2 separate regions of the Homo sapiens genome follow, and region 1 is linked to region 2. The links are chromatin loops, found by intact Hi-C in ENCODE. Cell type or tissue: endothelial cell of umbilical vein. All regions are shown on one strand. Links, peaks and the distances in the headings refer to the core of each region. The heading gives the core; the rest is flanking DNA. Region 1 overlaps ADSS2 (adenylosuccinate synthase 2). Region 2 holds the start of LOC105373262 (a long non-coding RNA gene).

Evidence for each region. Peaks named below come from ENCODE experiments on the same cell type or tissue, not always from the same donor. Only the 100,000 strongest peaks of a DNase experiment are listed, where the experiment ranks them.
Region 1: a loop joins it to region 2, with 5 times the contacts of the local background. A loop is called at or near these places in 4 of 110 quality-filtered maps.

Annotation. Positions count from the first base shown.
Region 1 is chr1:244,434,848-244,437,347 of GRCh38, forward strand. It overlaps ADSS2 (adenylosuccinate synthase 2), which reads right to left. Exons shown (of 13, transcript NM_001126.5): 3 at 1,978-2,046. Among named protein-coding and RNA genes, the nearest start is that of ADSS2, 16 kb to the right of the region's middle. In endothelial cell of umbilical vein, for the core only: no CTCF peak of the experiment used is centred there; DNase peaks (open chromatin) are centred at 1,064, 1,644 and 2,284; H3K27ac peaks cover 2,085 bases.
Region 2 is chr1:244,319,006-244,325,221 of GRCh38, forward strand. It overlaps LOC105373262 (a long non-coding RNA gene), which reads right to left and starts at 6,172. Exons shown (of 3, transcript XR_949343.3): 1 at 6,090-6,172. RefSeq lists enhancers at 527-936, 4,370-5,328. In endothelial cell of umbilical vein, for the core only: no CTCF peak of the experiment used is centred there; a DNase peak (open chromatin) is centred at 4,236; H3K27ac peaks cover 2,351 bases.

The sequences.
Region 1 (2,500 bases), core at 1-2,500, 110 kb after region 2:
AACACCTGAAGACAGATTGCTACTTTTAAACCTGAACAGGGCGGGGCGCGGTGGCTCACATCTGTAATCCCAGCACCTTGGGAGGCCGAGGCAGGTGGATCACGAAGTCAGGAGTTTGAGACCATCCTGGCTAACACGGTGAAACCCCTTCTCTACTAAAAATACAAAAAATTAGCTGGGCATGGTGGCACGTGCCTATCGTCCCAGCTACTCAGAAAGCTGAGGCAGGAGAATCACTTGGACCCACGAAGCAGAAGGTGCAGTGAGCCAAGATCACGCCACTGCACTGCAGCCTGGGTGACAGAGAGAGACTCCGTCTCCAAAAAAAAAAAAAAAAAAAAAAAAAAAAACAAACCTGAACATACTATAACAGTAATTGAGTGTTTTAAATGTGAGCTAATTCAAGGGGAAACTAACTATACTAATGATTTTCCTCAATTATGTATTACAGGTTGAGTCTCCTTTATTCCAAATACCAGAATATTTCAGATTTCAGATTTTTTTTGGACTTTGGAATATCTGCATATAAATAATGAGATCTCTGGGGGGTGGGGCTCAAATATATACATGAAATTCATTTATGTTTCATATACACCTTACATATCAATTGAGGCAATTTTATACAATATTTTAAATAATTTTGTGCATGAAACGAAGTTTGTTTCCTCTTCCTCCTCCTTCTCTTCCTCCTTCATCCTCCTCCTCTACCTCTGTCCTTCTCTTCTTCCTCCTTCATCCTCCTCCACCTCTGTCCTTCTCTTCTTCCTCCTTCATCCTCCTCCTCTACCTCCATCCTTCTCTTCCTCCTCCATCCTCCTCTTCCTCCTCCATCTGTGGTTGTTTACCAACACCAACATTCTTGACTCTGAATTTATATGCTACTGATGAGTAATCATTTCCTTACACTTATTCACACACAAGTACTTAACAGTCAAAAATATGACATACCACCAATACAGTGGGAAAAATGTGTTCAGGGTAAGTAAGCAGTACAGCAGCAGCACCAGAGTATCTGTATCAGCTGGCAAACAGCAGCAACAACGAAGCAGGCTTCCAGTCTCCACCTGTATTCTATATTTCATTTATTACCACAGTTGGCACATCCAGCTAGTACACATGCCACTTTATTGCCCTCTGTGGGAACGCTGGTGTGGGGGAATCTGGGCGTGCATGGAAAAGATATATGAAAGCTGAAAGGGGAGAAGGCCTTTTTTCCCCTGGAAACACTGAATAAACTGTGTGCGTGCCTATGTTTGGACTGTGACTCGCTGCATGAGGTCGGGTATGGAACTTTCCACTTGTGGTGTCATGTCTGTGTTCAAAAAGTTTCAGATTTTGGGAGCATTTTGGATTTCAGATTTTTGTATTACGGATGTTTAACCTGTATTTGTATTATCAAATTCCCCTCACACCCTAATGAGATGGCCAAGGTTAATGTAAACACATCTCTAAAAATCCAAGAGATCAGGAAAGGCAAGAATCCAGGACTATTTATTTTAAGAAGATGGGCATGGATATATTGTATAAAAGCAGCATTTACTTCATTTAGAAGGAGGGACCTAAACGATTCCCCTTACATCTGTGTAGCATGGGAAAAAACAAAAATTCCCTTTTATCCCTGAGTTGTAGCAACGAAAGGAGAGCTCCAGATCCTCTAGAAAACAAGACTGACAGTGTGCAAACTCAGGAATTTCCTAGTTTTGTCACCCACATATTGTAATTCTAGCTATCTTAAGATAAAGTTTGTAGATGACTAATGTGTAAAAAAATCAGGACTTAATACAATGACATAAGATGTTGGTCTTCTGTTTAAAACACTGTTTATAATGAATAAAACTTAATAACTGACATTAAAAATTCGTCTATAATAGCCCGAAATTTTAAAGCATAAGACAAACATGTTGTTCGTCTGGCATAAGATCCTAATAAAACTTTACAAAGAACAACTGGTTACCAAGTAGACTCATTCTTTCATACCTTTTCCTTTTTGAACATTTTTCTCTGCTTCTTCAAACAATCCAGGTAGATGAATTACCACACCATTTCCTAAAGGAAAACCAACAAATCCCAACGGTAAACATCTATAACTCAGACATATGTAACTTAAAGGACATTCTGATTTACCACGGTGTTACCACAGAAATGATTCCAAGTTTTACACAGGAGTATAATTTAAATACATAATGGAACATAATATAGTGAATATAAAACACTAGAATTATACTCAATGAAGCTGAAAATTTCTTGAAAACAAAGTGAAATATGATTTTGAAGGAAACTAATTATGTAATTTTAAGCAAATGGAACATGGTCACAGTACATGCTAAATCAGTATCTTTCAAGTTGGGGAATCACACCCTATTAGTGGTCATAAATCAATTTAGTAGGTTGTGATAAGGATTTTTAAAAATTAAAAGGAGAGTAGAAAAGATCAGATTGCATCATTTATTGTAAGGGTTCAAAATAAATTCATGAACCTCTCATATTTCTTACTATGAGT
Region 2 (6,216 bases), core at 3,001-5,500:
TTGGTTTTTGAAGATAGAAAAGAGAGGGAGGTCTAGGTTGTGAGTTGCATGAATCCCATTTGCACATTCTTATGCCTCTGAGGTACAGAGGCGTTTGTACTTGAGGGTGGCAAGATTTAACAAATAAAAATACAGGTGCCAATATTTAATTCAAATTAAACTTGAATTTCACATAAATAATGAACAAGTTTTGGCATAAGTATATCAAATAAAAGTTTAACAAATATTTAACAAATAAAAATTTAACAAATAAAAATACGGGTGCCAATATTTAATTCAAATTAAACTTGAATTTCACATAAATAATGAACAAGTTTTGGCATAAGTATATCCCAAATACTGCATGGCATCGTGCAGAGTGTGTTCCAGATCTTGCAGGGGCCTGTATTTTATCTGGCAACTCTATTGTCTTTTCAAGTGAAAACTGTGTGGTTATGCAAAGGACCTTGCAAGGCGAGGGGACCAGCAATTTGCCTGCCCATGACAATCTGAAAAGGGGTAGTGAGCTCCAAGAACTGTGATAGGAGGGATAACAAAGAGGAAGACAGCTCAACAAAATCAAACCATCTCGTCAAATACAAATAAATGTAAAAGGGAGTTTACAAAATTCTATCAGTCAAAACACACTGATAGAATTGAGTTGGCAGACAACTGAAACAACATGCAATTGACGGCTTACAATGAACAAGCCATGATTTACAGTCCAAGAGGAGCAGGATGAGGCACGATGGTGGTGGCCATGTTGATTTCCGGTGAGAAATGGAGGAAGTTAATGTTGGCCTGTGGTTTTAGAATTTGTAAAGGTTGAGCAAGCCTCCACTGTGATGACTTTACTCTCTGTGGGAAGACTGTTGCTCCATGAGAGAGGCCCTGACTCAGTGCAGAAGGGAGATGAGAAGAAGAATATAAAAGACATTAAGAAATGACAGCCCTGAGGAAGGCAATCATGACATCCAACCTACAAATCCTCTGAAAACTTAAACTTGCCTTCCCCGGCCAGGACGCAGGCCAATGTATATTCACACACATCAGGGGTTTCCCTGATTTCTAAGTCCCTGAAGAGGCTCGGTGGTGTTCTCAGTTCTAGGTGTGATTTGACAAATTTCTAATGAGAAAATTATACATGAAAGTGTTATTTTTGACCATAAGCAGTGGTTTATGCCTGTATTCCCAGTGCTTTGGGAGGCTGAGGTGGGAGGATTGCTTGAGGCTGGCCAGGAGTTCCAGACCAGACTGAGCAACAAAACCCCGTCTCTACAAAAAACTAAAAATAAAACGTGAGGTGGGGCACAGTGGCTCATGCCTGTAGTCCCAGCACTTTGGGAGGCTGAGGCAGGTGGACTGTTTGAGCCCAGGAGCTCAAGACCAGCCTGGGCAACATAGTGAGACCCCCACCTCTAAAAAAAATAATAATACAAAAATCAGCTTGGCATAGTGGTGCATGCCTCTAGTCCCAGCTACTTGGGAGGCTGAGGTGGGAGGATCACTCGAGCCGGGAAGGTCAAGGCTGCAGTGAGCCAAGATCACACCACTGCACTCCAGCCTGAGACACAGAGCAAGACCCTATCTCAAAAATAAAATAAAATAAAAATTAGCCAGGCATGATGGTACATGCTGAGGAGGCTGAGACTGGAGGATCACTTGTGGCCAGGAATTGGAGGCTGCAGTAAGCTGTGATCGTGCCACTGCACTCTAGCCTGGGCAACAGAGTGAGACCCTGTCTCTTTAAAAAAAAAAGCGTTATTTTAAAAAAAGCTCTTGCACCTCAGTTTTTATTATTTGCAAATCCCTACTTCACTCTGACTTTTGATCACAAACTTTCAATGCATTGAATATAGAATCTAATTCAGAAGAACAAGTTCTGTGACCTTGGCAAGTCACTGCTGTTTCCTTGGTTTCTGTCTCTAAAACACAGGGGGATGGACCAGCTGATTATAAGGTAGCGTCCATCAGCCTGGCTAACATGGTGAAAACCCATTTCTACTAAAAATACAAAAATTAGCCTGATGTGGTGGTGTGTGCCTGTAATCCCAGCTACTCGGGAGGCTGAAGCAGGAGAATCACTTAAACCTGGAAGGCGGAGGTTGCAGTTAGCTGAGATCACGCCACTGCTGCACCCCAGCCTGGGTGAGGCCTGAGGTGAGACTCTGTCTCAAAAAAATTTAAAAAATTAGAAAAAAATTTGTGTCTAACATGCTCTTCTATGACTCCATGATTATGGAAAGTGTATTTTCTGATGGCCCAGTCTACATTTAGGAGAGGATATTCAACCTTTTTATTTATTATTTATTTATTTATTTTAATTTTTTTGAGATGGAGTCTCGCTCTGTTTCTCAGGCTGGAGTGCAGCAGCGCCATCTCAGCTCACTGCAACCTCCGCCTTCTGGGTTCAAGTGACACTCCTGCCTCAGCCTCCTGAGTAGCTGGGATTACAGGTATCCACCACCACATCTGGCTAGTATTTTTAGTAGAGATGGGGTTTTGCCATGTTGGCCAGGCTGGTCTTGAACTCCTGACATCAAGTGATCTGCCCGCTTAGGCCTCCCAAAGTGCTGGGATTACAGGCATTAGCCACCGTGCCCGGCCTCAATCTTTCTATTTAAAAGCGTCATTATTCCTTATTCAGAAAATAGGGTGATAACTGTAGCACCTTCCAAGTACAACCATAAATAGGATATTACCAGAAAGTGATTACGGCATGAAGAATTCTAAAATGGTCCCCATGATCTCTGTCCCCTAGTATTATCCTCAGGTTATATAGCAAGGATGAAGGACTTTTGCAGATGTTCCATCAGAATCACTGATGAATGCAATTCTGCCCTTTGCATTTCATCCCTTTGGCATAAGGCCCAGATGCAAATAAAGCTAGTGAAGAAAGTAATAGGTAAACCTTGCAAGTCATTCATTCTTCACTGTGGATAAGGTTCCAGGTGACTTTAAATTAACCAAAAGAATATCCTGAGCAGGCCTGACTTAATCATTGGAAGTCCTTTGGAAGAGGAGAACTGGGCACGGTGGCTCAAGCCTGTAGTCCCAGCACTTTGGGAGGCTGAGGCAGGGGGATCACCAGAGGTCAGGAGTTCGAGTCCAGCCTGGCCAACATGGTGAAACCCTGTCTCTACTAAAAATACAAAAATTAACCAGGCATGGTGGCACACGCCTGTAATCCCAGCTACTTGGGAGGCTGAGGCAGGAGAATTGCTTGAACCTGGGAGGCAGAGGTTACAGTGAGCCAAGATTGCACTATTGCACTCAAGCCTGGGCAACAAGAGTGAGACTCTGTCTCAAAAAAAAAAAGAAGAGGGCTGAAGATTTCCCTGGGGTCAACCCTCCTGCTGGCCTTGAAGAAGCACAGCACTGTATGTTCTACAGCTGCAAGGAAATGAATTCTATTAACAAGCTGAATGAAGCAGATTCATCCCCAGTTGATCCTCCAGATGAGAACTGCCACCTGGCCAACACATTGACTACAGCTTTGTGACACCCTGAGCAGAGGATCCTGCTAAGATATGCCTGGATTCCTGACCGATTGAAACTGTAAGATAATATATATGTTGTTTTAAGGGAAAAATAACAAATAGAAATAAACGTGTTATTATCATTCACAAATCTGGGTAATGTTCCTTGTGTGGGAAAATAGAAACATAAAGTAAAACACCTTAAAAGAAATGACTTTCAACTCTCTCTCTACCTTCTCTAGATTTTCTCTGTTCCTAGGTTTGGTTGGACTCTGGGGTTTTTAGGAGAGACCCACTAAGACTGGAAGCAGTATTTGTACAAAACCATAGCTCTTAATAATCCACACCAGCATAATTTCTCACTTGAATTCTTTTCCTTTTTCCTCTTGCACTTAGGCCAGTTGAACCGGTTTGCCCAGCTTGGAATTATTCATAAATTTTTGATTAGCTTTTGAGAAGGCATTTAAAAAGCAGTAGCAAGACGGACGGTGGAAAGACTGGACAAGACCACCTTTAAGTGTGGAGAATATCCACTGTCCAAACTCTGCGGCAATCAGAGGAACATTGGTAGTGAACCATTCAAAAAACTCATGAATCAGAGATGATGGCTACAGAAGCACATTTATTTATTCAAACATTTCTTTAGTGGTTTTAAAAACAAAGTTTGTTTTCTAGTTGGAGAACATACCACAACTATGACTCAGTCCTGACTCAGAGCTTCCTGACCAGTCGACTTTTAGGAGAGAAAAAAACAATTCAGGCTGGTGAAGGCGGAGTCACATTGATTTGGCTTCCACAAACCTGATTAAAGCAGCCTTCTTCCAACAGAAAGTGTGACTTTTCTTCATCATTTCCTTGTTTACTTTCTTTCTTTTATTTTTTTAAAAAGTACATCCCTTTTGGAGGAATTTCAAGAAAGTTTCAAAGTTGAGCCAAGTATGCTCCTTGTGCCCCCATTCCCACATCTATAAAATGATGAGGATTAAATAATCAAATCCATGAGGTGCTGAGAACAGTACCTGGGATAAAACAACTGGTCAACCAGTGTTTGCCATTATTAGTATTTTACTAAAAAGCTTGCCACGGTCTCTTTCTGGTCTCACTTTCCCGTACCCTCCAAACTACAGGCCCTACATGTCAGCCACACTATATGCCTTACATACTGGTTGTTGTTGTCGTTGTTGTTGTCGTTTTTTGAGACAGAGTCTTGCTCTGTCGCCCAGGCTGGAGTGCAATAGTGCAATCTTGGCTCACTGCAACCTCCACCTCCTGGGTTCAAGCGATTCTCCTCCCTCAGCCTCCCGAGTAGCTGGGGCTACATACAGGCACACACCACCAAGCCCAGCTAATTTTTATATTTTTAGTAGAGACGGAGTTTCACCATGTTGGCCAGGCTGGTCTCAAACTCCTGACCTCAGGTGATCCACCTGCCTCGGCCTCCCAAAGTGCTGGAATTATAGGCGTGAGCCACAGCACCTGGCCCATACTGGTTGTTAAAGGTTAAATCATGTCCTTCTCACCCTGGCCTTAAAAATAACGTACATGTTAAAGTTCTAACTCCCAGTACTCCAAAATGTGACCTTATTTGAAAGCCAGGTTGTTGCAGACATAATTAGTTGAGATGAGGTCAGTAGGATGGACACCTAACCCAATATGACTTTGGTCCTTATAAATAGGGAAAATTTGGACACAAAGACACACACACACATGGAGAAGACACCGTCAAGAAACACAGGGAGAACATCAGGTGAAGATGAGGGCGGAGATTGGGGTGATGCTCCCACAAGCCCAGGAACGCCAGAGATTGCCACCAAACCGCCAGAGCTGGAGGGTTGATGCTCCCACAAGCCAAGTAACGCCAGAGATTGCCACCAAACCACCAGAGCTGGGAGAGAGGCATGGAACAGATTGTCCCTTGCAGCCCTCAGAAGGGACGAATCCTCCTGCTGACACCTTGATCTTAGATTCCTAGCATCCAAAAATGAAAGAAATACCTGTTGTCTAAGCTTCCCAGTCTCTGGTACTTTGTTACAACAGCCCTAGCCAATGAATACACTTGTACATGGCTTAACTTTTCCCACCTCCATGTCTATAACCGTTCATTGCAAAAACCTCCCTCATTGCTGCCAGTGGAAAATTGATCCATATGTCAAATGCCTTGTTCGCCTGCTTAGATATCTGCAATCAGAATTAACTCATTTCCTATTGGTCTCTATATATGCCACTCATAGCTTACCACAATCCATGTGTATTATTAGCTCATTGGAACTATGGCTCTCTATCTAACTAGATATATTGTATGTCTTGTTATATACATTGTATAGAGTATAAGTCACAACCCAATTATTTCTCTCTCTCTCTCTCTTTTATTTTTAAGAGACCAGGTGTCACTGTGTTGACCAAGCTGGTCTTGAACTTCTGGACTCAAGCGATCCTTCCACCTCAGCCTCCCAAAGTGCTGGGATTACAAGCATGAGCCACTGCACTTCTGCGCCTGGCCAACCCAATTTTTAAGGACAGATTTTTTTTTTTAAAGCTAACCTTAGGTACTTTTTAAAAAATCAGTTCATTAAAGGAAAACTTCAACCGGATTAAATGTAAAAGAATTTAATGAAGCAATGAAGGACTCACAAATCAGGCAGCCTCCCAGGCCAGAGCAGGCTCAGGGATTCCAGCACAGCACGTCGTGGAAGAATGTTTATGAACAGAAAGAGGAAGTGAGGGACAGAGGCAGCGGATTTGTTACAGCTCAGGGTTT